2 separate regions of the Homo sapiens genome follow, and region 2 is linked to region 1. Evidence: chromatin loops called from intact Hi-C (ENCODE). Cell type or tissue: endothelial cell of umbilical vein. All regions are shown on one strand. Each heading gives the region's core, and the rest is flanking DNA. Links, peaks and the distances in the headings are about the cores only.

What was found. Hi-C counts contacts between places; a loop is a spot of excess contacts. Peaks named below come from ENCODE experiments on the same cell type or tissue, not always from the same donor. Only the 100,000 strongest peaks of a DNase experiment are listed, where the experiment ranks them.
Region 2: a loop joins it to region 1, with 9 times the contacts of the local background. A loop is called at or near these places in 1 of 110 quality-filtered maps.

Annotation. Positions count from the first base shown.
Region 1 is chr10:125,543,887-125,559,057 of GRCh38, reverse strand. LOC124902522 (a long non-coding RNA gene) reads left to right here and starts at 3,534. Exons shown (of 2, transcript XR_007062333.1): 1 at 3,534-3,610; 2 at 4,238-4,753. RefSeq lists an enhancer at 13,356-13,856. In endothelial cell of umbilical vein, for the core only: no CTCF peak of the experiment used is centred there; a DNase peak (open chromatin) is centred at 8,467; H3K27ac peaks cover 1,383 bases.
Region 2 is chr10:125,672,161-125,687,331 of GRCh38, reverse strand. TEX36 (testis expressed 36) reads left to right here and starts at 4,169. Exons shown (of 4, transcript NM_001128202.3): 1 at 4,169-4,393. The coding sequence starts at 4,343. LOC283038 (a long non-coding RNA gene) reads right to left here and starts at 4,089. Exons shown (of 5, transcript NR_033848.1): 1 at 4,001-4,089; 2 at 885-1,055. In endothelial cell of umbilical vein, for the core only: no CTCF peak of the experiment used is centred there; no DNase peak of the experiment used is centred there; H3K27ac peaks cover 1,238 bases.

The sequences.
Region 1 (15,171 bases), core at 3,491-11,490:
TAACAGCAAAGATCACTAATCATAGATCGCTATAACAGGTATAATCATAATGAAAAAGTTTCAAGAATTACCAAAATGTGACAAAGTGAGCACATGCTGTTGGAAAATGGCACTGATAGATTCACTTAACACAGGATTGCCATAAGACCTTTGATTGGTAAAAATATGCAATATCTCCAAAGGGCGATAAAGCATAGTGCAATAAAATAAGGTGTGCCTATAAATAAATTTAGAATTCAGCAAAACTCAGTAAAATTTATGCTTGAAAATTTCTATAATAAAAAGTAATTAAGAGCCAGGCATGGTGGCTCAAGCCTGTAATCCCAGCACTTCGGGAGGCCAAGGCAGGTGGATTACTTGACTCCAACTTTGAGACCAGCCTGGGCAACATGGTGAAACCCTGTCTCTACAACAAATACAAAAATTAGCCTGGCGTGATGGTGGAATAGTCCCAGCTACTCAGGAGGCTGAGGTGGGAGGATGGCTTGAGCCGAGGAGGCGGAGGTTGCAGTGAGCTGAGATCATGCCACTGCACTCCAGACTGGGTAACAAAGTGAGGCTCTGTCTCAAAAAAAAAAAGTAACTAAGAAAAGAACACAATTCTTTTTAACTAAAGCCACATTGAGAAAGATTCAGCAACGATCTAGATTTCTGAAACATCCAAAGACTCAGGATTGAGACTGTATGAGCTTGGACTGAAATGCACATTTACACGGGGGTCACTTCTGGCATCGCAGAGGGAGAGGACAGCTCTGTGCTGCCTGCCAGACAGACCACATCTGTTGGGAACATTGTCCGCGACAGTAGACGGCACATTTATTTTTCTCAGGTTCCTCTAACATGCTACAAAAATCAGGGCATTATTCTGTGTTGTAATTTTCCATTGTTGAGATGCAAATTTACTAAATATATTTCTGATAGATTTCATTTATATTCTCTGTGTCACCTGGTATGTGAGCAAACTTCTCTACCTGCCTTCCTGGAATCCACAGTATCAGCCATCTTAATGTTTTATTAAGCTTTTCAAACACATCATCAATCCCCCAGCCAGAATCCTGTGCTTTACATGGCTTTAGTCCCAACACAGCTTCCCAGGGATATTTGCCAAAATATTCTTGGATTCATTTGTAATCCATCTACCAACTTATATTTGAAGGATAATTGTTTGTACAAATACTAACCATATTATTATGCCTGTTGATGGCTACCTAGATGATTGGTAAATTATACGAAGGTCACAATAAATAATAATATAACGATAACCACATGTGGAAAATCAAAAGAATATAGGCTAGCTTTCATTCAAGGTATCTCTACATTATGCCAGAGTTCCTGATGAAAACCAAGGAAATTGCACCTCTGGGTCTTTTATTTACCTGCTGCCAAACGTCTACACATTTGGACAGAGGGTGATGGATGGTTTTCAGTGCTGTGGACACAGATATGTCACTATGGGCAATTCAAAGAAGACCAGACTTAGATGATGAAAAAGATGATGTTGAAGGGAAACTTGGAGGGAGAAAATCCAGGGGATAGGGATACATTAGAAGAGGATAAAATGCCAGGAATGACAATGACGGAGCAGCTGGCATGTGCACACACAGTTACATAGTATCACGCTCCAAAAACATAGTGTTGCCTCAGACCTGTGAAGGTTTAATGGAGATACTAAGTAATTTACAAAGGTCTTTTATCACCTTCTTTATTCCACAGGGGTAAGCCGAGAAGGAATGGAATGAATTTCTAAGTGCATAATTCTTATTTCTTGCCGTTCAGCCAGCTGACTGACCTCTCTCCACACTGGCTCATAAATTTCCCACTCCTTGAGTCATGGGTCTGAAATACAAATTGCCCCCCAAAATAATAACAAAAACAAAGAGTGTGCCATTTCTTGTGGCATTTTGTTTCCGAGGCTAGCCTTTGATCTCTGTATCATCACAGGCCATTCTGCAGCATATTGAGAAATCAAGCTACTGTGTGTTTTTTCCACTTGAGCCATTTGTCGGCAGATACTATAAAAACCCCAGTCGTTTCTCTTGATCTTTATCAGAGATTGCTGTTTTCTTTGATCTCCTCCCCTGTGTGTGACATTTGTGCATGGCTTCCCCATTTAATTGTCTGTCTTTTGGTTGCTGTTTGAGTTTAAAAGTTAATCGTAGCTTTCCTTTTTCTTTTTCTTTTTTTTTTTTAACTCTTCAGTTTTTGAGCCAGTCTTCCAGGTAAAGTATTGTGATTTCCTAATGACGTCTCGTCAGTTAGGTTAGTAATGTCTGCCTCTGCTCAGTTTTGCACAGATAGTACATTTCTGAAGTTACGAGGAGAAACCCCTCACAGAAAAGTCCAGACGGTTGTTGTGCATCTTGGTTTGCCATTATCTGTGTGGAAGACATCAAGGCTGGCTTGCAAAGTGTAAACCCGCCTCCCTGCAGAGCGGCCAGCCTCTCCGGTTCAGCCCAGCTTCCTCAGTTTACCCCCACGCACCTCCTTTCACTGTGACAGCCACCGAGTAGAGGATAAAGTAGAAAAAGGAATGTACACATGCGCCCCCGACCTTCTCCCCACCCTATTTGAATGTTGAGGATCTTTTTACAGATTTCCCTAGCGGTGGGGGCCTCCAGAGCCCACCCCGACGAATGCTGAGGCCTTCTGTACAGTTTCCACAGTTACAGCCACATTCTCCATTGGGACTTCTAACTGCAAATATCAGGGAAAGAAGACTGACATTTAGTTTGGCACATGATATGTGCAATGCGTTAGAAGCATCTCTTGTACAATCAGCAGCCCCATTTTGCACATGAGAAAAGTGAGGCTGATGAAGTTAATAAATGAATTTCTTTCCTCTCCCCGCTGCTCTTGTGCCTTTTTAAAACTCTCGTGTTTTTTTTTTTCTCCTTTCTGTAGTTGTACAGGCACCTCTGGGCTCTCACAGCTCAGTACTCACGTTCGTGTATCAAAATCTATAGTTAAGCTTTGCCCCCTGTGAGTGCAAATGGCTGGCGAGCATGTGCTGCCAAGCAGCGGTCCCCGTGTGGAAGAGGAGGCTGAGAAAATGCAGTCAGGCTTCACTTCAGAACAAAACACTTGAGAACACACTTGAGACAGTACAAAACACTTCAGACGTGGCCGGTAAACAGGCCTGAGCTCCCCGGGAAGGACCACATGGGCACAGTGGACCTTTTCCCGTTCTGTTTCCTGGTATCCACATCAGCATTCGGAAGATGTCTGGGCACAGCGGAGGGGTCCCATAAATCACCAGGCCAGCAGACTCACCTCCAGGGTGGGGAAGTCTTAAACCTTCCCCCGCCATGTACCCCACAGAGTACGTTATTCAAGGACAGGCACCTCTAATGACCATCAGCACCCTGGGGGACCGTGTGGGGAGTGGGGCACACAAGGACCTGTATGACTGATGACAGACTCTTCCTCTGTGACACGCATCACAGTTGTGATTAAATAAGTTTGGGTAGGTATTTGCTTACTGTCTGTTTTCCCTAGGAAACATCACGCTTCTTGTGAGTAGGATCTGTGACTGCCTGACTCTCCGCAGCACCTCTGCAGAGCCTGGCATGTAGAAGGTGCTCAGTGAATACTGGTTGAGTGAATAAACAAGGTATTTATGCAGGGTGGCTTTTATTGGATGAGCTACGAAAGATCCCCTGCGGTGCTGAAGCAAAGGCCCCCAGGTGGAGAGGGGAAGGCGACCTGAGGGGAGAGGAAAAGAAAGTTCTATCAGGGAAATGAATCCCTCAGAAGTGGGTGGCTCAGTCAACGGCGAGTGGAACGGTGTCAGTTGGGCTCAGGGTTCAGACTGGCAGCTGGGCGAGAGGCCTGGGAGGGGATGTGTGGGGAGACAGGGCCTTCTGCGTGGGGCTGGCAGCAAGCAGGACTACAGGAAAGGGCTGGGCAAGGGCAGGCCATCTCCAAACTTCCTGCTTGAAAATATCAGGAAAAGGGAGGAATAAAGGAGGGACAAAGAAAAAGGAAGAGGACCGAGAAGAAATGGAAGGGAAAGAGGATGAGGAAGACACAGAAGAGGGAAGGAAGGAAGGGAGGAAGGAAGGGAGGGAGGGACGGAGGGAAGGAAGGAAGAGCAAGAGAGGTAAAATGGACAAAGGAAGATGGAAGGTAGGAAATAATGAAAGGAGGAAGAAAAGAGAGGGAACGAAGGAAGAAAGAAGGGAGGGAAGAAAGAAAGGAAGGACAGAGGAGAAGGGAAAAAATTATCTTCTATTGACAGAAAAACCCTGAAGACCAGGAGAACATGGTTATTTTATAAAACGTCACAAAAGGTAAGGGGAAAACAAACAGTGGAGAAGCGGGAGCAGCTAATCTGTGATCTTGATGGAGAAGAGGTGCTGCGTATGTATCCATAATGAAAGACCAAGATTGACAGGAGGAAGATGGGCCAGGCAGGAGGGTATAAATAGCAGCGCTGGCTTATTTGTAACTTTCATTTTTAGGTAAGGATGATTGGCACATGGATGGCTTGGATGAAGGGAGCCCCCTGATCTTTAACTTGCAGGTCACATGGAGAAAACTTTGCAAAAATGCTCCAACATGGAGATGTCAACTTGAGTGACAGCCCTGTGCGAGGTGCCTTGCTCCGGCTGCCTTCTTTACATGCATGGCTTCACAGAAATGATGACTGCCATTTGAACAGAAAGACATCCTTCCCAACCGGGGTCAGGAAACTGACAGGGCCCACCCATTAATAGAAATAACTGTCATTTAAAATAAAATGCTTGGTGGAAAACTTCAGAAATCTATTAGATAACATGGGGCCTGTGATCAGGGCACCCATGAATCACCGTAGAGGATGCTGGTGCTCAGATATGGCGCAATGAATGGGCAACGGTCACATCCCCAGCAGTCGATGCAGCCAGCCATATGGCTCCCTCATGCAGAACATGCAGGCGCCTTCTCCTGATTTACAGCCCCTACATCTTAATCAGGAGCTTTCCTTGTGGGACAATGCAGGAGGGGATCTGCATGAAAGGATGAATGACAACATAGTTTATGATTTGAAAACTTCTTACAGCAAAAACTTTTTTGGTGCTTGGAGTTGTTTGGAGAAGGTTCTTTCCTGTCAAAACAACCAAGCCAGTCATGCTCACTCCTGAGAGTGAGCTCAAAGCTCAGAACCTCCTCTGATCTTCCATGATGTCTTATTTTTTGACCAAATAAAATATTGCATAAGGGACAACACTATTCAAAGGGTTATCATGGCATCTAGGCAGTTTTCCTTAAACATTAAATATATTTCTTAATTAGAGGGCTCTGAACTATACAAAAATGGTGGTGCTTGATGGTAGGTTTGCAGAAAGTGGACGTTTGTGGCCTGTTCTTGGGTGTATGATGTCTGTGGTTTGTGCTCAGACTGGTGGTGTAAATTACAAACATTGGTGCCATGCCTTATGCATCCATGATCTCATTTGATACAATCTTTAGAACAATAATAAGATAATGATTAATGTGACCCATTTCACAGAGGAGACAACTAAGGTGCAGAGCAGGTAAATGACTCTCCCAAGAGCAGCCACGTTGAGAGGAAGGAAGTTCTTGAACTCCAAGTCCTCAGACTGCATTCACTGGGACAACTCTGAGATGTGGGTGTTATATCTGTCACTCGGTAGATGAGAAAACTGAGACTCAGGGGTTGTGCAACTAAGGAGAAGTATAAAAGGAATTCAAACTTTGTCCATGCTCCATTCTATGAAGAGCTTTCAAAGACGATGTCAGCCTTCTATTGCTAGGCAACAAATTTTCACAATTGCAGTGGTTTAAAACAACACTCATTTGTTATCTCACAATTCTATAGGTCAGAAATCATGGGCTCACCTGGGCTCTGCTTAGGATATCACAAGAGAAATCAAAGTACCAGCTGCTGGACTCTTAGCTGGAGGCCCTGGGGGGAGAACCAGCTTCTGAGCTTATCCAGGTTGTTGCAGAATTCAATTCCTTGTGGTTGTAGGACTGAGGTCCCCCTAACATTACTGACAGTTGGATGAAGTTTGTTCTCAACTCCTACAGGATGCTATCCAGCTTTTACATGTGGCTCCCTGCATCTTCAAAGTCAACAACAGTGTTTTGTTTTGTTTTCTGTTTTTTTTTTTTTTTTTTTGCTTAACTCTTGCTGATGTCCCTTTCTACCACCAGCCAGAGAAAATTTTCTGGTTGTGTTAGACCCATCCAGATAATATCCCCATCTTAGGGTCAACTGATTAGTAACCTTAATCACAGCTGCAAAATCCCTTTGCCATATCATGTAGCATAATCAGAGGAGTACTATCATATACACATGAGAGGGAATTACACAAGACTGAGGGCCATCTTAGAACTCTGCCCACTACAGAGATCATGGGCTGGGAATTGCCAGCTCTTAGGTGCTCAGCAGGGCATCCTTGGTTGAAGGGAACACACCAAATCCTTCCCCCCAGGAGGTTGAAGCTGACTCTATCTCTACTCAGGGCACCCATTGTTCCTGAGCAGTAAGAGGTAGCTGGAGACTGCATGCTCCTTGGGGGCTGGGGATCCAGCCACTCACTTGCTCTGGGACCCTGCCAGGCCACATTCTCTCTGAGGCATCATTGTGTTCTCTGTTAACAGGTTTGGGGCCCAAAATTGAAGATTGCATCAGGCCCCACAATGTGCAAACACTGTACTAGGCACTGTGGACAACCCAAGAAAGGAATGAAGCACGGTTCCTGCTTGCAGGGCGCTTACACATTCAATCAAGGAAATAGCCCAACTAACCAGAGTCCAACAGACCCAAGGTTTCCAGGATGCAGCTTCCTTTCAGTACCCAGCCAACAAGTCCCAGGCTGTCCTGCAACTAAGGACGTCTGTTTTTGTCAGAACCCTCAATCCCACTCCCACTCCAAGAGTTTCCAAAAGTCTCCAAGAAATGCACTGGCTTGGTGAGCCCAGCTGAACTGAATCTTAGCACTTCAGCTATGTGTGTCCACTCCCTCATGCCACAGTCATGATCTAGGCTGCCAGAGCTCTCCTTATACATCCCAAGTGTGAACACGGGCACTTAAACTTAATTCCACAAAGTTTAGCAAAGACCAAACCATGCTGATGGCCATGGGGATCTGGGGGTAGCATCAGGGTTTACAGTGCAGTTGAGGACAATTTTTAAATCACCTCTTGAACAAACATCTAGAGTGCATTGGTTGTGGCCTTCATGGGATCCCCTTTTGGCTCTCCTTAGGTGTCCAGCCCAGACACTACTCCCAACAGGGCTGGCCAGGTTCCCACAGGAGCGAGGGGACAGCTTTCATCATATTCTTCCAACCCTCAGTGGATTCAGCTCAGAGGAGGAAAGAAGCCCACATTTCCCTCATGACTGGTTTCCCATCAGCATCATGGTGATCTCGGTTGAGAAGGAACCTCCTTGCCTGGTGCAGACAGCCTTTGAGCGTCAATCCACAGTGCTTGATCGATTGCACTGTGGCCTCATCCTCTCCATGCCAGTGTGGGCTTGGGGTCTTCTCTGCAAGATCACAAGGACACTGAAGTGTCCTTTCTACCCTCTAATAGACAGGCGTGCAGTCTTTCCCCAGAGACAAAGTTGACCTCCACCTAAAGTGAAGGAGGAAATTGTGGGCAACTTTACAATTGCGGTTTCCCTCCTTTTTAGCCATTCTGGTTTTTAAATATATATATCAGGGTGAGCTCAGTGTCAGAGAACCCAGTTAGCAAACATAAAATGAGACATGGGATGCCATGAAGGAGTGTCCCAGGATGAGTTCCCTGGAACAGACTCTGAGGTAGAGAACTGCATGTAGGTTTCTTGAGAGATGGATCCATAAGGCAGTAAGGATTGGGCAGAAGGAGAAGTGGATCTACAACAGATACAACAGAGGCCCAGCTGCTCCGGTGGGAGCTCTGAAGCCAGGGTGACCCTTCAGCATTGTCCCCAAATGGAGGGAAGTAGGCTGGGCTTGGTTTCCCTGCTTCAGCCAGTCACCAGCCGTAGGCTGCCTCTGCAAGAGCTATGACCTTGGGCTGGGCTATTCCCTGTGGCTAAATGCAATTGCCAGTGAGGGCTACAGCTGGGGGAATGTATGCTTTGGTCCTAAAGAGGGGATCTGGGCAGAGTGCCCCAGAATCCACTATAAGGAGGCACCAAGAAAGGCTGAGGGTTACAGAGGAAGTAGAAATACATCCAGGAAGGCTTCCTGGAGGAGGATTAGCAATGTATGAGCAGCATTTGGAGAAACAGTATGAGGTGGAGAAGGGGACCTGCCTCACAAACGCTGTGGGCCCAAGATCTGTGCCCACCTGAAAGCCTGCTGTGATTGTGAAGACTGACAACAACTCCTCTTGTCTCTGGAAAGCAAGAGGCTTGGGCTTTGTGAATGCCGGGATGCCTGCAGCTCTAACAGGGTTTGACCCCTTGATCTTCTGTCCATCAGAAAAATGCACAGGGAAATAAAAATAATGGAGAGGTTAATTAATGGGGCCTGCAGACTTCTTTTTAACCTCCTCCACTTCACTATGTCAATAATAACTTGAGAGTCGACTTTCCCCAGGATGTTCCAAAGCGTGACTAATTGCAATAACACCAAACACATTTCCCCTCTTCTCCATCCTCTCCAACTTGAAAAATGATTTTGCCCTTTTCCAGATATATGATACAAAATGGCTGAATTTGTTTAAACACAGCTACAGAGTCAGAGTCAAAGCTCACTTACTAAGACCTGGGCACCCTCAGTGACTCCTTGGCACTTCTTTGGAAACCAAGCCCAGCAATACCTTGAGAAACTGATGCGCTGCTGTGGACATGAGGCCAGAGACCTATAGAATTCCCTGCTTCCATTATAAAAATGCTTTCTGAGAATTAATCTAGAATCACATAAACAAGATTTCTTCCTCTGAAAATAAATTTTGTTTCTAAGTCATTTACACTGTTTTTCCAAAGGCTTTATAAATACATTTATTTGTTCATTTTTATTTAAATCCTGAGACACGTGCCTCTCAAGATCAGTCGGAGTAGAAAGTTCGGTGAGGACCGGGCAGTTTACATGGCTGTGTGGGAAGTGCTAAGTGTGTCTGGAACACATTAGGGACACATGAGGCTGTGCTCACCACATGCCTGTCAGCTCAGAAGATCAAAGAGGAAGCTCTGCCATGCATTTAGTGTGTTCCTTGAACGGAGTTCTTGTTGCAGATTACAAAAACGGCCATAATTTGTTTAACTTCCTCTATCTGCCCCTTGGATAGTCCCCTCCCACACTGGCTCTGCACTGGCCTTATGTCTTACGTGGCTCCTGGGACATTAGCAAACAAGCCACCAAAGGCTTTAAAAAGTGTTCACACATTGGGGCTGGCTCTCTTGCTGCCCTGGGAAGCTGGGTTCATGAGAGCACATGGCTCAGCCATTCGTGTTGCCCGTAGCCATCAACTACCAGACAGGTGGGTGAGACCAGTCAGCCTCCACTTGATTCCTAGCTGACCATGAGTGGGTAGTGTCTCGCTGAGATCATCAGAAGGGCGTCCATCTGCGTCCAGCCCAAACTGCTTACCTATAGCATTGGAAGTGAAAGAAATGGAGATCTTAGGACACTCTGGGAGTGCTTTGTTATGTGGCAAAAGTGAATCAATTCAATATTCACCCTCAGTCTCTCCACCTATAAGATGGCGGGAAGTTGCCTCCTTCCTAGGTTTCTTGAAGCTTAAATGAGTCCTGGCCCAAAGTAGGTGCTCCAAATTTGTTCCATCCCTTTTCTGCAAAAGATGAGATACAGTGTGCAGTTGGTTGAATTACTGGCCCCAGTTCTTCCCCCCTCTCTACCAGCACATCCTTGCCACGACCCTTTTAAGGGAGTGCTCCTGTCCTTTCACCTTGGACTTGGCTCTTGTTAACGATATCTGGGCAGAAGTGGCAGCGACTGGTTTTGAGCCTACACCTTAGGCGACCTGGAGGGTTTCCATGAGCCCTCGAGTGCTTCCTGCTATTTTCATCAGAAGCACATGCCCTGGAGAGGCCCCTGGCTGCAGAAGCAGGATGAGAGCCATGTACTGGTAGAGCTGCTGCCAAAGTTTCCCCAACCAGAGCAGTTTGGAGTATAGCTCAGCCTAGATCGGTTGATGCCAGCTGCCCCACACATTGCTGAGAATGCTTCATTGTTGTTTTAAGCCACCAAGTTTTGTGGGGGAGTTTGTTACCCGGCATCATTGTGGCAATGGCTAACTGATACAGACAGGGTTTCAACTCACTGCCCACATGTGAAAGTCTTTGGTCTGGACAACTCCTACAAATATTTGGAAACAAGGCCAAAGGAGAGAGGGTATAGCAAGGGTTGGTCCCCTCAAGTTAACCATTGCAGAGTGCTCTGTTGGGAGCAGCACAGTGGAGAATGATAAGCCTTTCTACAACTTAGGGACAATCGGCATGTCTCTGGTGCTGTTAAATACTCTATGCATTAGCCTTTGTAACCCTCAAAGCAGTACCAAGAGGCAGGTACAGGAATCATACCTGCTCCCTGAGTCAGGAAACAAGCTGAGTGAGATTGAGAAACACAGCCCAGGGCTCTGGGAACAGGGCTCTTGAAGTGCAAGATCCAACCCACGGTCAGTGTCTCACACTCAGCCACAATTTAGCAGCCCAGTTCTACTTGGTAACACCAAAATCCCCCGGGTTTTCAGCTATTGCCGGACTGGGGTAGTGCTTTGTGCTTATTGTAAAGGCTCACAACACTGTTGCCTTGAAATATAACATTTCCATTCGTGAATTGAAGAATACCATTATGCAGGAGAACATTTCTTTATGCCCAAATTCTGTATTCATGACGGGTGTTCCACAAATTGTTTCTTTTCATGAGAAACCTCTGTGCAAATGCACGGCAGAGTACCCACTTCTGTGCACACGTTGAATTTTCACAGCCGAGTTGGCTGCACCTTCAAAAAGAGCGAAGTATTGTTAGGCCGCGAGAAACTTCCATGAACAGATAGTAAGGTATGGAAAGTCACTGCAACTGAACGATAAAATTGGAACTCTGGTCCTTGTTGCATGGTTTTCTCCGATACAGATGACTCTATCAGTAGGGGATCATATCAGTTATTTGCCAAACTTGGACTCCTTTAAGAATGAAAAGGGGCTGGGAGAACAGGTGCAACTGAGACTGTTATAGGTAAACCAGGAGTGCGGTCACCCCATCCTGCTAGGAGACTCAAAAAATAACAGCAACTGACCTTTGAAAGGACTTTAGCACTTACAGAGATGCTTCCCATACTCTGTGAAGCAGTATCAGATCATCATTTTACAGATGACAAAACTAAGGCCCAGAAAATGGCATTTAAGTGGCGTGTTAAAAATCACGTGTGCAGCAAAGTGGTGATTCCAATCGAGGTTTTCTAACACCAGATCTTAGATTCTTTCTTCTGCAGGATTTTGTGTCCATCAAATCTCCCATGACTTGCACATGGAGATTACGTGATAAATATTTGTTGGAGGAATAAGTGAATGTAACAGCCAAAGAAGTAACGAGTAACACAACCGTGTTGTATCTTGTGATTTCATATAGGGCTCAGAGGTATTTTGCAATGTAAGAGAAAGGCTCTGTTCTGTTGGAACTTCTCTGAAATTGCCTAATAACTTAATTGGTCTTTAATATGAAGAGGTTCCGCCAATATCCCCTTCTTCTGTTCTTGGGTTGCTAAAAAATGAGTACTTTGTTCTTTCCGGCGTGGGAGGATTTGGTTGATCTCTGTAATCAGCAGTAGTGGGAATAATATCTTTTTATGCATTCTCTGCCTCCCCTCACCCTCTCCAGCCACCCTTTTTTCCTCCTGAGTTTGATGCTCTTCATTGTGGTTCCCCTTCTGCTCTGTGTCAGGGGGCGCTGCTACCTTTTATAAAGACCTTGGGAGGCTCCCTTTTCCCCTCCAAACTTTCCACCAAGGCAGCGTCTGCTGTAAACAATTATAAAATCAGTTAAGTGGTATCGTTCCCCAAGTGCTTCTTTCTAACATTAGTTTTCATTTCTCTGAAAAAAAAAAAATTACGCCTAAGAATTGGAGGCAGTAGGCAGTGAGGTGGTAACAGTATGTCCTACGAAAATATTTTGGCCATGGCATCTATGATAGCTTTTAATGATTGTTTTAAACAATAATCTTTTTCTAGAAATAAACTCATGACAAAGATGGAACACATGTTCTGATCTCTCCGCACTCAGCTCCTGAGGCATCCTTGGCTACCTGCTTTTTTTTTTTTTTTTTAAAAAAACAAGTCTTGTTCTTTTGCCCAGGCTGGAGTGCAATGGCACAGTCTTGGCTTATTGCAACCTCCACCTCCTAGGTTCAAGGGATTCTCCTCCCTCAGCCTCTTGAGTAGCTGGGATTACAGGCACATGCAACCATACCTGGCTAATTTTTTCTATTTTTAGTAGAGATGGGGTTTTGCCATGTTTGCCAGGCTGGTCTCGAACTCCTGACCTTGGGTGATCCAACGGCCTCGGCCTCCCAAAGTGCTAGGATTACAGGCATGAGCCACTGTGCCTGGTCGGCTACCTTCTCATTTATAATCTCCACTCATTTGCCAGACATCTGAGGGACATGCTTTGATCTTGAGAAAGATCTTTCTCTGTCCTTCAAGATGAGGTACAGGGTTACTGTCTGCTCCCACCCAATACAGCATGATAAATAATGTTCACCTCAGCAAAGAACTTGAAGCTGAGAGTCGAGTCTCTCTTAGCACTGGACAAAAGAGCCCCACCTTTGGGTTTTAGGCCATGCCCGGGGCATTATTTTGCATCATCCAAGCAGGAGGACACAGCTGCAGACCAGGCTCCTGCTGAGTGATTGTCAGTTAAACGCAGACCCTGAAGTAAAATAGAAAAAGGGGCTCCCTTACCCCCAGGGCTCTTTGGTCTTGTCCCCACAAGCTGTAGAGGACACTGTTGTACCCCTCTCAGGCCCCCAGCTGTTGTCTCTCCTGCCCACCCCTGTACCTGTGGCCCCTTTGGAGGCCCGTTCAAGGGCTACTAAAATCACTTTGCCCACAGGTCCAGGAGCCCAAAAGGCCTGACAGATTGTGTTTCCCTGGGGCTCAGAGCCAATAACTGGGTGCAGGACAATGATACCCAGTGCTAGCCTCAAGACTGAGGTGTAACTCATGCTTCAGGCTCCCCACAGGAGCAGGCTGAGGCCAAGAGCTTTCCTAAAATTGCACCCTGGTGTGGCTTCTTCCCTTTCCCTGCCCCCACTCCCACCTGTGTCCCAGGAGCATTTCCTTCACAAATCTCTTGCACAGGAATTCTTGTCTTGAAGGAACCTAACCTAAGACTCAAGTTTGCAAGAAAAGTGCTCACTAGCAGAAGGCATGTATTTCAACAGGCATCTATTCAGAAGACAGCCCCCCTTGGTTTCTCCCCAGAGCATTTGCTCAGGGAACTCTAAATAAGGGATTTCTTCTTTCAACACATATGCATGACAGGGACAGCAGCAACCTCTTAAAGAGGACAATGGTGGCACTAACCTGCAGGGAACCCACAGTTAAGCCCATTTGTTGATTCAGCCCTTGTGCGTTCATCGAGGGCATAGGGTAATTTATACTAGAAATGGTGCTCGGTGTAAGGATACAAACAGGGCTAAGACCCTCCCCAGGGTGCCACGAGTGCACAGTGGGAGAGACTAAAAAAACAACACAGAGAGACAGCACAGGCACAGAAAGCTCTGGAAGCAGGACCGTCCTGTTTTCTCCCATATCTGGCTCCTGGGCAGTAGACTGTGTGCTCCCTGCAGGCAGGGGCCATGTCTTGTGTGCCTTTGCATCCCCGGTGCCCAGCACACTGGAGACAGCCAACAGGTGTTGGCACAAAGGAGGGGTTCCCTATGTGGACAACTTGGGGCAGGGATGGGATGAGAGTGGTCAGGTAGGCTTCCTGGAGGAGCTGTTGCCTAAGGTGTGTTGGCTGTGGCTGGGTGAAGAAGAGTGAAGGAACAGTGTCCTAGTCACAGGGAACAGCATGTCACGGCCTGTCCTAGGAAGGCCCAGTCTGGCTTGAGCAATGCAGGTGGCATGGTACTCCTGTATTCGTACTAATAATATCCTACTACTGCCTTTCAGAAGGACACCCTCATACCTGTGAGACGGAGCAGCCGGGTGCAAGGCGGAAGGAGGAGCAAAGACCCCACCGAGTGTGGGGAGCCTTCAGGTTTGCGGCTGATGCTATGGATGGGCCGTTAGCAGGAGAGGAGCATGGCTAGCAAGAGTCCTGTGGCTGCGGACTGGCGTGGGGAGAAGTGGGGACCAGACACCACTCAGCAGGATTCCAGGTTTCCAGGCTGGGGAGCGGGGAACTGGACAGATGTGAAGATGTTTAAGAAATACCAGCCAGAAGAGATTGTGGCACTCTCACGATGGCTCTTCCGCCATCCAAACAGAGCTGTTCAGGATGAGAGAACCCTGGGGCACAGCTCCCCCTCTTCCTCCTGGGTGCAGCCCTGCTAGGGATGAGACCATCTGCAGCAGGAGGTGCACAGCCAGGCCCTGGGAGCTGAAGACAGCCCACATCTCTCTGGGGTGAACTGTCCTGGAGCTCCATGGGGCAGGAGGGGCACAGGGCGTTATAAGCCGAGGTTTCCTATTAGCTTGGCCAGGCTGATTTAGGGGGGAACAGATACAGAGAGGGGACAAAAACCCCCCACACTCTCCAGAGTCAGTACTTAAAACAAAACTGCCTCATTCTTAGAAAGCACGATGTCTCCAGTGCAGAGGTGGGGACCCTTAGGAAAGGGTGATGCTTGCATTTCCAGAGGTGTGCGTATGAGTTCCTTTGAAAAGGTGCCTTGTGTGTTGAGGACACGAAGACCCCCAGGGCAATGGGAACCAGGAGGCTGGGGGTCCAGTCCCAGCCTCGTCACCGACCCTCAGCGTGACCTTGGGCAAGTCATGTGATCTCCTGGGCTTTGGGCTGAGTGAGCCTTAAAGTCACTTCTGGCTGTAACACGCCAGGATCTAGTTTAAAACCCACAATTCTCAGGGAAGAAACAGGGCAGAGGGACCAGGGACAGTTCAGGGTCACAGCAGCTGCCTGACTGGAATATGGCAGAGCCACAGTGTACCACACGCCTTCCGGCAGGGAAAGTTGGTAGCTTGCCTGGAACTTTTGAGAGCACCGTCTCCCCGGACCATGAGGTACAGCCTCCTCCTCTGTAGGCCGC
Region 2 (15,171 bases), core at 4,612-12,611, 130 kb before region 1:
GTGACACATGGCAAATGTGCAGTGATATTTGTTGAAGCAGAGATTGGCTCAGTGTTGTCTTTGCAGACAGTCCCTAGCTGGCGGTTTTGGACCACTACGTGCGAGCATGTGCATAAGGCTTGAGGCAGGACCCAACTTGACCCTCGGGCGTTCTCGGCCCTGGTGGTCTGAGGACCCTTGGTGCTACAGGACTTGTTTTCAGAATGGTGGGTCACAAAGTACAGCCCAGTAGTTTAAACCTCTGAAAATAATAACAGCCACCATGAGCATCCCTACTCCAATCTGTGGCTGAGAAATAAATCCTAGCTGAAGAGAAGTAGAATTTCATTTTTTCTGGCCAGGTTTCTTTGTTCAGTTTTGATTTTCCTGGACAAATTTGTTAGAATTTTAAACAATCATTCAAAAGGAGAAAATTGGAACATATGTTAACCAGCGGTCATATACCTTGTTTAACAGAGCATAAGACTAAATACAGAGGAGATGCGAAACATATTTGAAAATGAAGTTTCAGTTCTAAGAGATTTTCTGCTCTATTGGTTGAGACAAAGTGAATGTGTGTGAAATACTGAGTTGGAAATGGCCGCTGTTTTTAGGTTTTAAATGTCGTCATTGTCTTCCTCCCTCCTTTCTGACTTTAGCTTTCATCTTAGGATGCAGGAGAACCAGAACTCTGCCCTGGCCCACCGCCTTCATCTGTGTGGTGTTGGTGGCACATGATGTCCGTCATTTGGCCCCTGGCCTACAAGAGCTCACCTTGTTGAAGCGCTAGGCATTTCAGCAGGCCCTGTTTTGTGCAGGTTAAGGAAAGGGAATTAAAAGGAATCCTCTTATAAAATCACTGCTCAATAATTTAACAGCGTCAAGCAAGTGCATTAAAACAAAACCTGTTTTATGCTGGCATGGAACTTGGCCTCAGTACGTCTGGGTTCTGCTGTGGGCTCTGGCATATATTAGCTGTGTGACTGTGGGTGAGTCACTTCACTTCATGGAGGCTCGGTTTCCTCGTCTGTAGGTACGACAATTACTAACACCTGCTTCGGCTTCAGTCCGCATCCCTGCAGTGAAACCAGTGACAGACGAGACTGTAATGAAGGGTCTCCTCTCAGAGATGTGGGCAGGGTTACAGGAACTGACAAGGAATGGTGCAGCTTCCTGGGACCAGCAAGAGCAGGAAGCCTGTCTATCCCTGGGCCAAAGGGGTAGGGAGAGGGCACTGTGAGCGGGGAGAACTGTGGCTGTGGGGAAGGGGCTGCCCGGCAGGAGCTATGGACATAAGTAGACAAATACAGCCCCTTCCAAATTCTGGCCTGGTAGGGATAGAGCCTGGGGGGCCAGTACTTTGAACCTGTGATGTATCAGAATGTGTTATGTACATCTCTTCCCAATTCCATGTTCAGTGATGTCAGTAGCTTGAAATCCACCATGGTGGAAGTATTTATGCATGGAAATTGGCAGATGCCACTACAAATCAGGCTGCGTTTCCTCTGGAGAGCTGGTTGTGAACCATTTATGAGCACAACACTGTCTATCTCCTTCTGCCCTTCTGATTCCCACTGCTATTTCCTATGGGATGAATCCAACCAGAGCCAAAGCATGGGCTGGGCGCAGTGGCTCACGCCTGTAATCCCAGCACTGTGGGAAGCCGAGATGGGGGCGCATCACCTGAGGTCAGGAGTTCGAGACCAGCCTGGCCAACATGGTGAAACCCTGTCTCTACTAAAAATACAAAAATTAGCCAGGTGTGGTGGTTGGTGCCTGTAATCCCAGCCACTTGGGAGGCTTAGGCAGGAGAATCGCTTGAACCCAGGAGGCGGAGGTTGCAGTGAGCTGAGACCGTGTCATTGCACTCCAGCCTGGGCATCAAGAGTGAAACTCTGTCTCAAAAAATAATAATAATAAATTCAAAAGCAAAAAGAGCCAAAGCATAGGGGAATAGGGGATACAGCCTTTACAGCTTAGACTCCAGACTGCAGAACAGGGAATAGATGGAGAATGACTGGGAGAGGGGTACACACAAAAGAAAGATAACCAGCACACGTCTTAGGGTTGTCGTGAAAGTTATATAAAACAATGAATATAAAAGTACTTAGTAAACATTGACGTGCCTTTCATGTGTTCTTCCTTAGTTTTGCAAAGTACGTTAGAGTTTGCAGAGTATTTATAAGGTGCTATGTGAGCACAATGCTGAGAAGTAGACAGCACTGTGCATCGTCTTCTGCACCCTCCCCCTGCCCTGGCCAGGCTAATTGGAATGAAGTTAGGCTTATTCTTGTTAGAATTTGGGGAATTAAATGATCAAATTAAAGATAAGAGAACACCCGCTGGGGTGGCAGAACCTTCAGGCTGTCCTTTGATTTTGCTTCTCTGTCTCTTCCATGGTAATTAAACTTTCGGCTGGGCAATCATCCCACCAGGACAATGCCTACTTTGCAGCTCCCTTTACAGTGAGGCCTGACTATGTGGTTGAAGTCCTGGCCCACGAGAGGAAGTGTTGTATGGCAGCTGCCAGGAAACTTCCTTAGGAGGAAGCAGCTGAGCCAACTGGGGTTGGCCCAATATGATCCATGGGGACACGCCCTTTCCCCTCTACTTCCCTTTCTGCATTCTGCTGCCTGGAACGCAGATGCCATCTGGGGCCAAGTGATGACAGCTGCCCCCTGGAGCTGGTGAGTGGTGGTAGGTGGGAGGGAGCCTCATCTCTGAGAATCCTGAACAGCAGAGCCACCATATCGAGCCTGGACTACTTCCCTCTGGACTTCACTACGCAGAGAGAATAAATGTCTATCATGTTTAAGCCCCTGTTAGTTCGGGTTTCCTGTCCCAGTCAAATTTGTTCGTAATCAATATAGTGCGTCTTGGCAAGGCTGTGAGACGACAGAACTCCCTTGCACTGCTGCTGCTGGGAGTATTTCTTTACACCTGGGCTTTGGAGAGCAGTGGGCAATGCCTGGTAAAGGTGAAAAATAGTGTCTGTTGCACTGGGTTTGTCAGCAGGTAGCAGAAATCCTGGAAGGGTTTACTCCACACACAACAGTATTGCCTGGTACAGCAGCTCTGCAACACCAAAAGAGGTGGCCCACCACCTTTTCCTCCTCTCCTTACCATGTGGCTTTTGGCATCATAGTGCAAGAGGACCTGTGCATCTCCGGTGTCACATCTAAGGGCCACCTCTGGCCCTTCAGTGCTGGCAGTGGATAAGGTCCTCTATCACTACTACAGCAACTCTCCTTGGAAAACCTAGGAGGGTGACTGGAGGAGGAAAGGGTGGAGGACACAATTTCTGAGTGAGAGAGCAGCTGGACAGGTTGTCCTGCATGTGTTTACTCTCGTATTCACACGGAGTAGCCAAGAGAATTGGCAAGACACAACATTAAAAAAAAAAAGAAAGAAAGAAAAGCAGAAAACACCTTACTGAGTAGAAGGGAGGCAGGACGTGTGTGTCCAGGCCCCGAGAGAAACGCCAGATTTCACGAGCAGCCTTTGCAGCCCTGGGGATGCCAGGTGGCCCTTGGCAAGGCTCATGAGCTCTGGAGCTGGCCCATGACCTTGCTGGGACTTGTGGCATCCCATCCATTGCTGTATGTCCCTTGTTTCCTATTTGTAAATGTTGAAGGTTGTCGTGGAGAAAAAATAAAAACAGGTGAATGTTTAGTTTAGCACAGCACTTGGCATATAATAATTATTCATGAGTGTTACTTCCTCATGGTCTCAATGCTGTGCCAGGCAGGTAAGAGTGGCTGTGAGTGAGTCCTGAGGTTGGGTCCGAGCTGAGACACAGAGGCTGCCACAGAAGGAGATGGTAGGCAGCGTGGGTCCTGGGTGCAGCAGTGCCACTGATGCAGACAAGGTCACCCCCAGCCTGGGACTCAACTTACTTCTCTGAAAACTAACAGGTTGGAACATACAGTTGCCAGGGGGACATGCAACTCAAACATTATTGGTTCAAAAATTGAGAGGGTACAAAATGTTTGCCATTACCCCCAAATCATCTTGTCCTTACCTGTCTGAGCTGACCACAGGGCTTCCTCAGCTGGGACCTGGTGGCTCTTTGCCTCTTACCCTGGGGAGTCACAGCTGCAAGGAACCAGTGGCAAGAATCCTCCGAGGGTTTAGAAGACTCCTTTGCCCATTGTGATGGGTGAGTTCCCATTCCATGACAACAATGGGCACCCGCACCTTCCCCTCCTGGAAGAGGCTGAGAAGTAAAGATCAGGAACAAGGAGGAGGAGGAGCTTCCCAGACGTGTAGAGCTTATGAAGTTTAGGAAGCAGCTTCCCAGACATGTAGAGCTTATGGAGAGGTGAGGGAGCCAATCTCAGCCACATTCAGCTTCCTGGAGAGAATGACCAAAGGGCGACGCTTCAACCCACCTTCAGACAAGGATGGGAGATGGGTAAGGAAGATGGTGGCCCCTGGTGCCTTTCTCATGCCACGTGGGTGTGGTCAACAGTCTGAGGAGTTCCAATCCTGCTTCTACTATTACTGAAGCATGACCTTTGACAAATCACTTCACTTTACTCAACCTCAGTTTCTTCATCTGTGACATGGGAATCCTCTAACACTCTTGCAAAGATTGAATGAAATAATGCATGTAAAATGCTCAGCACACTGGAACCTCGTGAATGTCCACTAAGCAGTCATTCCTGCTCTACTTTTTCTTTCTTCCTTAACATCTATTTTCTAACATACTACAGAACTTATTCTCTTATCTATGTTATTTTTCTCCCCTTGCTAGAATATAAGCTCCATGGAGCTGGGATTTTTGTCTATTTTATTCACTGATGTATCCCCAGTGCCTAGAACAGGATCTGGAGCATAGAAGGCACTCAATACATATGTGTTGAAGTAATTATATTATACTAGAAACCTCTAAACAAATTCTTGTTGGCTCCCAATCCAATTCCTTTAGCCCCTCCGGCCTATGAAATGAGAAGAGTCCAGGAATGCATCATTTACTCATCTTCATCACTTGAAAACTTTCCCTTTCCAGCTTCACGCTCTCCCCCAACTCTTGCTCTTCTGATGTCACTTACAGAGCCTGTGGGATTTTTCACTCTTCTACCATCTTCAGGAAACATTTGGGTCACTCCTAAGTGTGAGGTCTTAGCCTTGTCGGCCAAGCACTTCTCTCCTTTGCTCTTCAACATGTATATTTCATGGCCGACAAGCCTCAAGCCTTTCCCATTTCTGATTTCTACAATTCATTCACAAAAAGAATGTTAAGGGGAAATCACAGCAGTAGACTCGCAATGAGAAACATAATCAGAGAAAAACCTGACGTCGACTTCTTTTAGGGTAGCAACAGGTAAAAAATTGTTAAAATTTTAATTTGTTTCAAAGAAAAACAGAAAACACTTCAGCAAATTTGGGTCTGAAGGCTTTAAAAAACTGATCTACCCACTTGGATACAACCTTGGCTAAGCAGCTTAGTCTTTCTAAGTCTCAGTTTCTTTGTCTGTAAAATGGGAGCATAATGTACCAAGGGTAGAAGACCATGGTGGGGGATTCACGACTCATTAACAAGTGCTCAGTACAATGAGTGAGCACATAGAAACCACTTAACATATATACACTTTGTATGTATGTGTACATATACGTGTATACACACAAATGTATACCTTGTTTCATTCCACAAAAATTTAAAGCATGGAAAATGTACACAATAAAATAATACAGTATAAATCAAATAGAAAGTTATAACTAGTTTTATAAATACTTTAGAAAGAGAAGAGGCTGAGTCTGAGAACACATATAACATAGACATAATATTAGGTATATTTCCAGGATTATATGGTAGATATTTGGGCACCACATTTGACTCTGAGTTCCCTGGCAGCCAAAGTAAAATGAGAGATAATGTCAACTCCATAAAGCTAAGTTCCCATGAAAAGAAAAATGTAAGTTGCTCAGATTAAGTAGCTTTCCCTCTAGCTATTACCTATGTATCAGTTACAATTGTTAGCCTGAATTTTATAGAAGGCTGACTAAAGTGACTACAGTGTCTTAACCAAATAGGGATTTATATTTCTTAAGTAACAATGAAACCTAGAAGTTGGCCATCCCAGGCTAGTACAGCTGCTCAAGGGAGTCATCAGCAGCTCCCTTTTCAGCATTCTGTTTTGCCATCCTTAGTGTGGGATGACTCCAGCTCCAAACAGTGAATCCACAACTCAGGCAGGGAAATAAGAGGAAGGTCAAAGGACAAAAAGATGGAAGGCGCCTGTCACCTAAGTCTGCCCCTTTTTATCAGGAAAACAATACTTTCCTGCCTTCCCTGGAGCCTGCTCCCTAGACCTCTGCTTCCATCTCACTGTGTCACATGGCCAATTTAGCTAAAAGGGTGTCTGAGGAGGTGTTTTTTTTAACCAACCACATGGCTGCTGTGAATGAAGAACCTGAATTCTGTGGTAAGGGGGAAAGCGAGAATCAACATTTCATAGGAAGAAATTTTATTTTATCCTTCTATCAAGACCCCAGAAACGTAGCCCAGTCCCTGGGTTTTAGGGAGAAAGGCACTGTTCCCCAAAGCTTGGCTTGGGCCTTTGGCAAAAATCCTTTCTGCTGTCAGCACCTAAGAGCATAAAAAGAATAGTGCTGATCATGAAGTTTCCCAAAGTAACTTGTAGACGAGGAGGGAAAAATTAAAGAAATTATTGGCTTTGAGTCAGCTGCAGCCCATTTGGGAGGACCGTAATTGCCACATTAGAGGTGACAGTCATTTTGCAGTTGACCTTGCTGGTTGCAATCTAGCTATTGCCAGGTAGGAAAGACTTTTTCCACACACTTGCCCCTTCCTATTTAATATTTCAGTCATTGAGTGACTGAACGAAGCAAAAATTTCACCGCCAACTTGTTAAAAAGCTGTATTTCACGGTTACAATATCTAACAGAAGGGTTTATTTCACAGCTATCATGTTATAGCCATTAAATATATATTTTAAAAGAGCGAAATTAAAACGCTAGAGCCATTTTTTACAGTGATTTAGTCTACAGACCTGCTGAATACAAATGAACCCAACTCAGTTGTCATTTAACTGGTGAGAGACATCATTCTTGATGTTAGAACAGCCTCCCCCAACCCCCAGCCTGATTTTCCACAACTTCCGAGAGGGAAGTGTTGACTCAGTCAGACTGGAGGAAGGGTGAAGGAAAAGGTTCAGAACCCGAAGACCCTTTGTATTATTTATATTTACCTCTAAAAATATTTCTTTGGAAAACATTTTAAAAATAGAAGATAGAATGAATGAGAAAGATATAGGTTGACTTTGAACACATTTCTAGAATATATTAAGAGAGGAAAGCAAGGTGCAAAGCAGTATGTATGATATAATCTGATTTTTGTAAAGCAGTGTAAGTCTTCTCACAGGCATAGGTGTTTGTATGTGATCATATGAGTGCTTGGTTGCTAATATTGTTATCTGGGGTTGGGGAGTGCGACAGGAAGCAGAGAAGAAAGCAACCCAAAGCTACCGTAAAATAATAAGGCAGAGGAGGGGCGTCAAGATGGCTGACTAGAAGCATTGCGTGCCCGCCTATCCCACTTAGAAGAACCAAAATAGTGTACAGGCAGTCACACTTCAAATATGTTATCCAAGAGAGAACGCTGGAATTCAACAGAGAAGTGACAGGAAACACCGTACGTGGGGAAAGAGAAAGGAAAAAGGCAGCCTGCCTGGCCGGGATCGGCTGGGAGCCAGGAGTGACTTCCCAACATGGGGAAAGGGTAAGTGAGTAAGTGAGAGACTTCCGGCAGCCCACATGCCCACTGTAGAAATGTGTAACTCTGGCCATGGAGAACTTCTCGACCCTTCTCTCCCTGAAACTAACAGAGAGAGTCTCCCGGAAACTGTGGGATGGAACTCCTCTAGGGAGGAAGGTCATGCTGGGTTCCTTTCTGAGACCCAGGCTGCTATAGCAAGGTGCCATTTTCAAATCTATCTTTTGACAGACTGCACGCTCTCCTGGGCCCCAGAAGCATCTGGACTGAGGCATTATGGAAACTTGGGCTGTTGCTACTGGGACTGAGGAGTGAGCTGAGAGCACTTCCACAGTTGAGGCTAAGAAGCAACTGAGGCACGGGCTGCAGCTGCAGCTGCTGGTGCTGGGTAGTGAGCACTGCCAGGAGACTGGGGTGTGAGCGAGGCACAAATTGACACTGGAACTAAGTTGTCAGCTTGGCGGGGGCGGGGGGGGTGCTCCTGTAGCCAGAGCCAAGGGGAGCAAGCTAGACATGGGCTACTGCTGCCAAGGTTGGAGGGCAAACCCTGGCAGGACTGGAGCATGAGAGGGATGTGTGTTCCCCATGCACCAGCCCAGACTGTGGCCACCAAAGACAACCCCTCCCTCCAGTGACAGGGCCTCAGCACAGCTGCTACCACCTCTCAGCTGAGCACTCCACCTGGGGCCTGCTCCTGCTCACGATGGCTGGTGCCTGCTGTCATATTTTGGGGGCCTGAGCGCAAGCCCACCCAGCCGGGCTTTGCCTCCTCTTCCATGACAGAACACAGAGCCTCACGTCCTTGAGCTTGCCCAACCCATCTACCACCTTGAGTACACTCCTCCCAGGGAACTCAGATTGGGCCTAAACTCCTGGCCACTACCATCTCAGCTGGCCCCCATGTGCAAGCACCACCTGCAGTCCTAGAGACTGGCCTGCCCAGCCCATCGCAACCACTGCCAACATCAATGCACACCACTCAGGACCCAAAAAATTATCCTGCCACTGCTACTGCCATCACCCATGCCACACCAGCTGCCTAGGGGCCTGAGAACCCACCCACCTGCCTCGTTCATTGCTGCCACTACTAGTATCAAAGCAAGCCACCGGGAGGCCCAAGAATTGGCCCACCAAGAACTGCCAAAACAGGTGCCAGCTTATACTACTCTGAGGCACAAAGATAGACATGCTCAGCCAACTGCTGCCACCAATGGGGCCTGAAGACTGACCTACCTGGCATCTCAGTCCCCAGCACAACTTCATCACAGCCTCTACTGTTAACCACACCCTAACACACTGAGGAAATCACAGGTACCACTAATTGTGGTTACAGACAAAGAAATCATATAAAGCCTGCATGACTACATGCATGCAGAATCAAAGCCAAAGTACTCTATCCAACTGACACCATGGAAACATCTTCAGGAAAATGTCCTCCCTTATAAAAGTAAATTTAAAAATAGGAAGAAGAGACTGTTACACCAGATGTGCAGATAGCAATGTAAGGACAGAATAAACATGAAAAAGCAAGGAAATACACTTCCAAGAGACAAAATAATTCACCAGCAATAGATCTTAATCAAAAAGAAATTTCCCAAATACCAGATAAAGAATTGAAAATATTCATTTTAGGGGCTGGGTGCAGTGGCTCATGCCTGTAATCCCAGCACTTTGGGAGGCCGAGGTGGGCAGATTATTTGAGGTCAGGAGTTGAAGACCAGCCTGGCCAACATGGTGAAACCCCATCTCTACTAACAATACAAAAATTAGCTGGGCATGATGGTGCATGCCTGTAATCCCAGCTACTCAGGAGGCTGAGGCAGGAGGATCAATTGAGTCTGGGTGGCGGAGGTTGCAGTGAGCCAAGATCGCACCACTGCACTTCAGCCTCGGCAATAGAGTGAGACTATGTCTCAAAAGAAAAAAGAAAAAAAAATTCATTTTAAAGAAGCTCAGTGAGATACAAGAGAAGGCTGAAAAATAATACAAAGAAATCAGAAAAATAATTCAGGATATGAATGAGAAATTTTCCAAGGAGAAAGATATTTAGAAAAGAAAAGAACCAAATAGAAATTCTGAAATTGAAGAACTCATGGAAGGAAATACAAAATACATTTGAAAATTTCAACAATAGACTTGATCAGGAAGAAGAATCTCAGAACTTGAAGACAGGTCTTTTGAAATAATCCAGTCAGACAAAAATAAATAAAAAAGAATTGAAAAGTATGAGCAAACTCTTTGTTACATTTTGGATAACATAAAGTGATCAAACATTTAAGTTATCAGGATCCTCCAGAGAAAAGAGACAAAGAAAAGATTAGAAAACCTATTTAACACAATAATAGATAAAAACTTCCCAAGTCCAGAAAGAGATCTAGACATTCTGGTACAAGAAATTCAACAGTCCCCAGGCAGATACAATACAAAAAGGTCTTCTCCATGAAATGTTATAGTCAGACTATCTAAAGTCAAAGATACAGAACAAATTTTTTAAAAAAGCAAGGGAAAAGCATTAGTCATCAATAAAGGAAACTCCGTCAGACTAACAATAGGTTTCTCAGCAGAAACCTTACAGGTCATAAGACAATAGGATGATATATTCAAAATGCTGAAAGAAAAAACTGCCAGTCAAGAATGCTATTTCTAGCAAAGCTCTCCTTTACAACTGAAGGAGAAATACAGTCTTTCCCAGACAAGCAAATGCTGAGGGAAGGACTTTTTTACCATTAGATTGACCTTTTGAGAAATACTCAAGGGATCCCTGGAAGTGAAAGGACAATATTTACCATCATGAAAACATACAAAAGTATAAAACTCACTCGTAGAACAATCACACAAAGGAGGAAGAGAAAGGATTCAAATTGTACCACTACAGAAATCCACCGAACCACAATGACAAGCAGTAAGATAAAAAGAAAGGAAGAAAGAAGATGTAAACAACAAGAAAACAATTTAATAACATGATAGGAACAAAGCCTCACATATCAATAATAACTTTGAACAGAAACCTTAAATTATCCATTTACAAGATACAGAATGGCTGGCTGAATGGAATTTAAAAAAAAAAAGATCCAACTATATGCTGCTTACAAGAAACTCACTTTGCCAGTAAAGACATATAGATAGACTGAAAATAAAGTCATGATAAAAAGATATTCCATGCAAATGGAAAACAAAAGTGCACAACAGTAGCTGTACTTAGATAAAACAGTCTGTAAGTCAAGAACAGTAAAAAAAATACAAAGAAGGTCATTATATAATGATAAATGGATCAATCCAGCAAGAGGATATAACAGTTCTAAATATATGGCTATCCAACACTGGAGCACCCAGATTCATAAGGCAAATATTATTAGATCCAAAGAAATGGACTGCAATGCAATAATAGTGGAAGTCTTCAATTCCCTACTCCCAGCATTAGACAGACAATCTAGACAGTAACTCAACCAAGAAACACTGGATTTAAACTGAACTTTAGGCCAAATGGACCCAACAGACATTTACAGTTCATTCTATCAAACAACTGGAGAATATACATTCTTTTCATCAGCCTATGGAACATTCTCCAGGATAGACCATATGTCAGGCCACAAAACAAGTCTCAGCAGTTTAAAAAAATTAAAGTCATTACATATCTTCTCAGACCACAGTAGAATAAAACTAGAAATCAATACCAGGAGGAACTTTGGAAACTATGCAAATACATAGGAATTAAACAACATGCTCCTGAATGACCCCTGGGTCAATGAAGAAATTGGGATAAAATTAGTGGGGAGGGGCCAAGATGGCCAACTAGAAACAGCTGTGGTTGGAGGTTCCTACTGAGAAGAATGAAAATGGTGAGTGAATCCTGCACTGGCAACTGAGGTATCCTGATTCTGTCAGAGACTGACTAGGTGGTTGGCATGACCCACAGAGAGTGAGGAAAAGTAGGGTGGTGTGTCTGCCCACCTGGGAGCCACATGGGGTTGAGTTCCCACCCCCAGCCAAGAAGGGTGGTGAGTGATCATCTTGCCCTGCCCTGGAAACCATGCTTTATCCATAGATCTGTGCAACCCATGGATCAGGAGATCCCCCTCATGAGCCCACACCACCAGGGCCTTAGGTCCCAAGCACAGAGCTGTGCAGATTCTCAGCAGCCACTTGGTGGGGACTGCCTAAGACTACCGAGTTCCTGGGGGGAGGGGTGGCCATCATCACCGTGGGTGCCTGCTGCCTAAGACGACTGAACTCCCCAGGAGAGGGGCAGCTGTCATCACTGTGGCTGCCTGCTAAGACAACTGAGCTCCCAGGGGGAGGAGTGGCCACCATTGCTGTAGCTCCAGTCTGCCATTTTTACCCTGCTGGTGCTGGAGAGACTGGACCATGTGGACCCAGGAGGAATTTCCCACAGCACAGCATAGCAGCTGTGGCAGATCGTGGCCAGACTGCCTGTTTAAGCTGGACTCTGGTCCATCCCTCTTCACTGGATGAGGACTCCCTGCATGAATTTCAGCAACTCCAGCCAGGGGTTTAAGGACAGAACTCTTGTCTCCCTGGGACTGAACCCCTGTGGGGAGGGGTGGCTATGGTCTCCCTGGATCAGCAGACTTAGTCTTCTCCCCTGCTGGCTCTAAGGAACCTGGGCAATCTGGATGAGCGGAGATTCCCCCAGCTCAATGCACCCACTTTGCCAAGGGGCAGCCAGAGTGCTTCGTTAAGCAGGGCCCTGGTTCCCATGCCTCCTGACTGGGTGAGACCCCTCAGTCAAGTTACACAGGAGTGTTCCTGCTGGTATCAGGTCAGTGTCCCTCTGGGACAGAGATCCCAAATGAAGGAGCAGGCTGCCACCTTTGCTGTTCTGCAGCCTCCACTGGTGGTAATTCCAGGTGCCAGAGGGACCCAGGCAAATAGGGTCTGGAATGGACCTCCAGCAAACTGCAGCAGTCCTGTGGAAGATGGGCCTGACTGTTAAAGGAAAGACAAACAGAATGCAACAAAAACAATAGCATCAACAAAAAAGTCCCTGTAAAAATTCCATCCAAAGGTCAGCAGCCTCAAAGATTGAAGCTAGAAAAACTCACAAAAAGGAGAAAGAATTAATGAAAAAATGCTGAAAACTCAAAAAGTCAGAGTGCCTTTTATCCTCTAAATGATGGCAACACCTCTCCAGCAAGGGCACAGAACTGGGCAGAAGCTGAGATGGATGAATTCACAGAGGTAGGCTTCAGAAGGTGAGTAATAACAAACTTCACTGAGCTAAAGGAGCATGTTCTAACTCAATGCAAAGAAGCTAAGAACCATGATAAAACATAACAGGAGCTGTTAATCAGAATAACCAGTTTAGAGAGGAACATAAATGATCTGATGGAGCTGAAAAACTCAACATGAAAACGTCACAATGCAACCACAAGTATCAATAATTAAATAGACCAAGAAGAGGAAAGAATTTCAGAGCTTGAAGACTGTCTTGCTGAAATAAGACAGGCAGACAAGAATAGAGAAAAATGAATGAAAAGGAATGAACAAAACCTCTGAGAAATATGGGATTATGTAATAAGACCAAACCTATGACTGATTGGGGTAACTGAAAGAGACAGAGAGAACAGAACCAAGTTGGAAAACGTACTTCAGGATATCATCCAGAACTTCCCCAACCTAAAAAGACAGGTCAACATTCAAATTCAGGAAACACAGAGAGCCCCAGTAAGATATTCCACAAGAAGATCAACCCCAAGACACATAATCATCAGATTCTCCAACGTGGAAATGAAGGAAAAAATGTTAAGGTCAGCCAGAAAGAAAGGCCAGGTCACTTACAAATGGAAACCCATCAGACTAAGGGCAGACCTTTCAGCAGAAACCCTACAAGCCAGAAGAGACTGGGGGTCAATATTCAACCTTTTTTTTTTTTTTTTTTTTTTTGAGAGAGAGTCTCTCTCTCGTCGCCCAGGCTGGAGTGCAATAGTGTGATCTTGGCTCACTGCCACCTCCACCTCCTGGGTTCCATTGATTCTCCTGCCTCAGCCTCCTTAGTAGCTGGGATTACAGGCACCTGACACGATGCCCAGCTAATTTTGTATTTATAGCAGAGACGGGGTTTCACCATGTTGACCAGGCTGGTCTTGAACTCCTGACCTCAAGTGATCAGCACACCTTGGCCTTCCAAAGTGCTGGGATTACAGGCATAAGCCAGTGCCCAGCCTCAACATTCTTAAAGCAAAAAATTTCCAACTCAGAATTTCATATCTGGCTAAACTAAGCTTCATAAGTGAAGGAAAAATAAAATCCTTTTCAGACAAGCAAATGCTGAGGGAATTTGCCACCACCAGGCCTACCTTGCAAGAGCTCCTGAAGGAAGCACTCAATATAGAAAGGAAAAACCATTACCAGCCACTGAAGTACAAAGACCAATGACACTATGAAGAAACTACATCAACAAGTCTGCAAAAATAACCAGCTAACATCATGATGACAGGATCATATTCATAGATAACATTAACCTTAAATGTAAATGGGCTAAATGCCTCAATTAAAAGACACAGAATGGACAGCTGGATAAAGAGTCAAGACCCACTGGTGTGCTGTATTCAAGAGACCCATCTCACGTGCAAAGACACACATAGCCTCAAAATAAAGAGATGAAGGAAAATTTACCAAACAAATGGAAATCAGAAAAAAACAGGGGTTGTGAGCCTAGTTTCTGGACAAAACACACTTTAAACCAATAAAGATCAGAAAAGACAGAGAAGGGCATTGAATAATGGTAAAGGGATCAATTCAACAAGAAGAGCTAACTATCCTAAATATATATGCACCCAATATAGGAGCACTCAGATTCATAAAACAAGTTCTTAGAGAACTACAAAGAGACTTAGACTCCCCACAATAATAGTGGGAGACTTTTACACCCCACTGTCAATGTTAGATCATTGAGACAGAAAATTAACAAGAATACTGAAGACTCAAACTCAGCTCTGGATCAAGGGGAACTGATAGATACCTACAGAAGTCTCCATCCAAAAAGAACAGAATATACATTCTTCTTGGTGCCACATGGCATTTACTCTGAAACTGATCACATGATGGGAAGTAAAACACTCCTCGGCAAATGCAAAAGAAGTGAAATAATAACAAACTGTCTCTCAGACCACAGTGCAGTCAAATTATAACTCAAGATTAAGAAACTCACTCAAAACCACACAACTACATGGAATTTGAACAATCTGCTCTTGAATGACTCCTGGAAAAATAATGAAATTAAGGCAGAAATCAAGTAGTTCTTTGAAATCAATGAGAACAAAGAGACAATGTACCAGAATCTCTGGGACACAGCTACAGCAGTGTTAAGAAGGAAACTTATAGCACCAAATGCCCACATCAAAAAGCTAGAAAGATCTCAAATTGACACACTAACATCACAACTAAAAGAACTAGAGAACTAAGAGCAAATGAACCCCAAAGCTAGCAGAAGA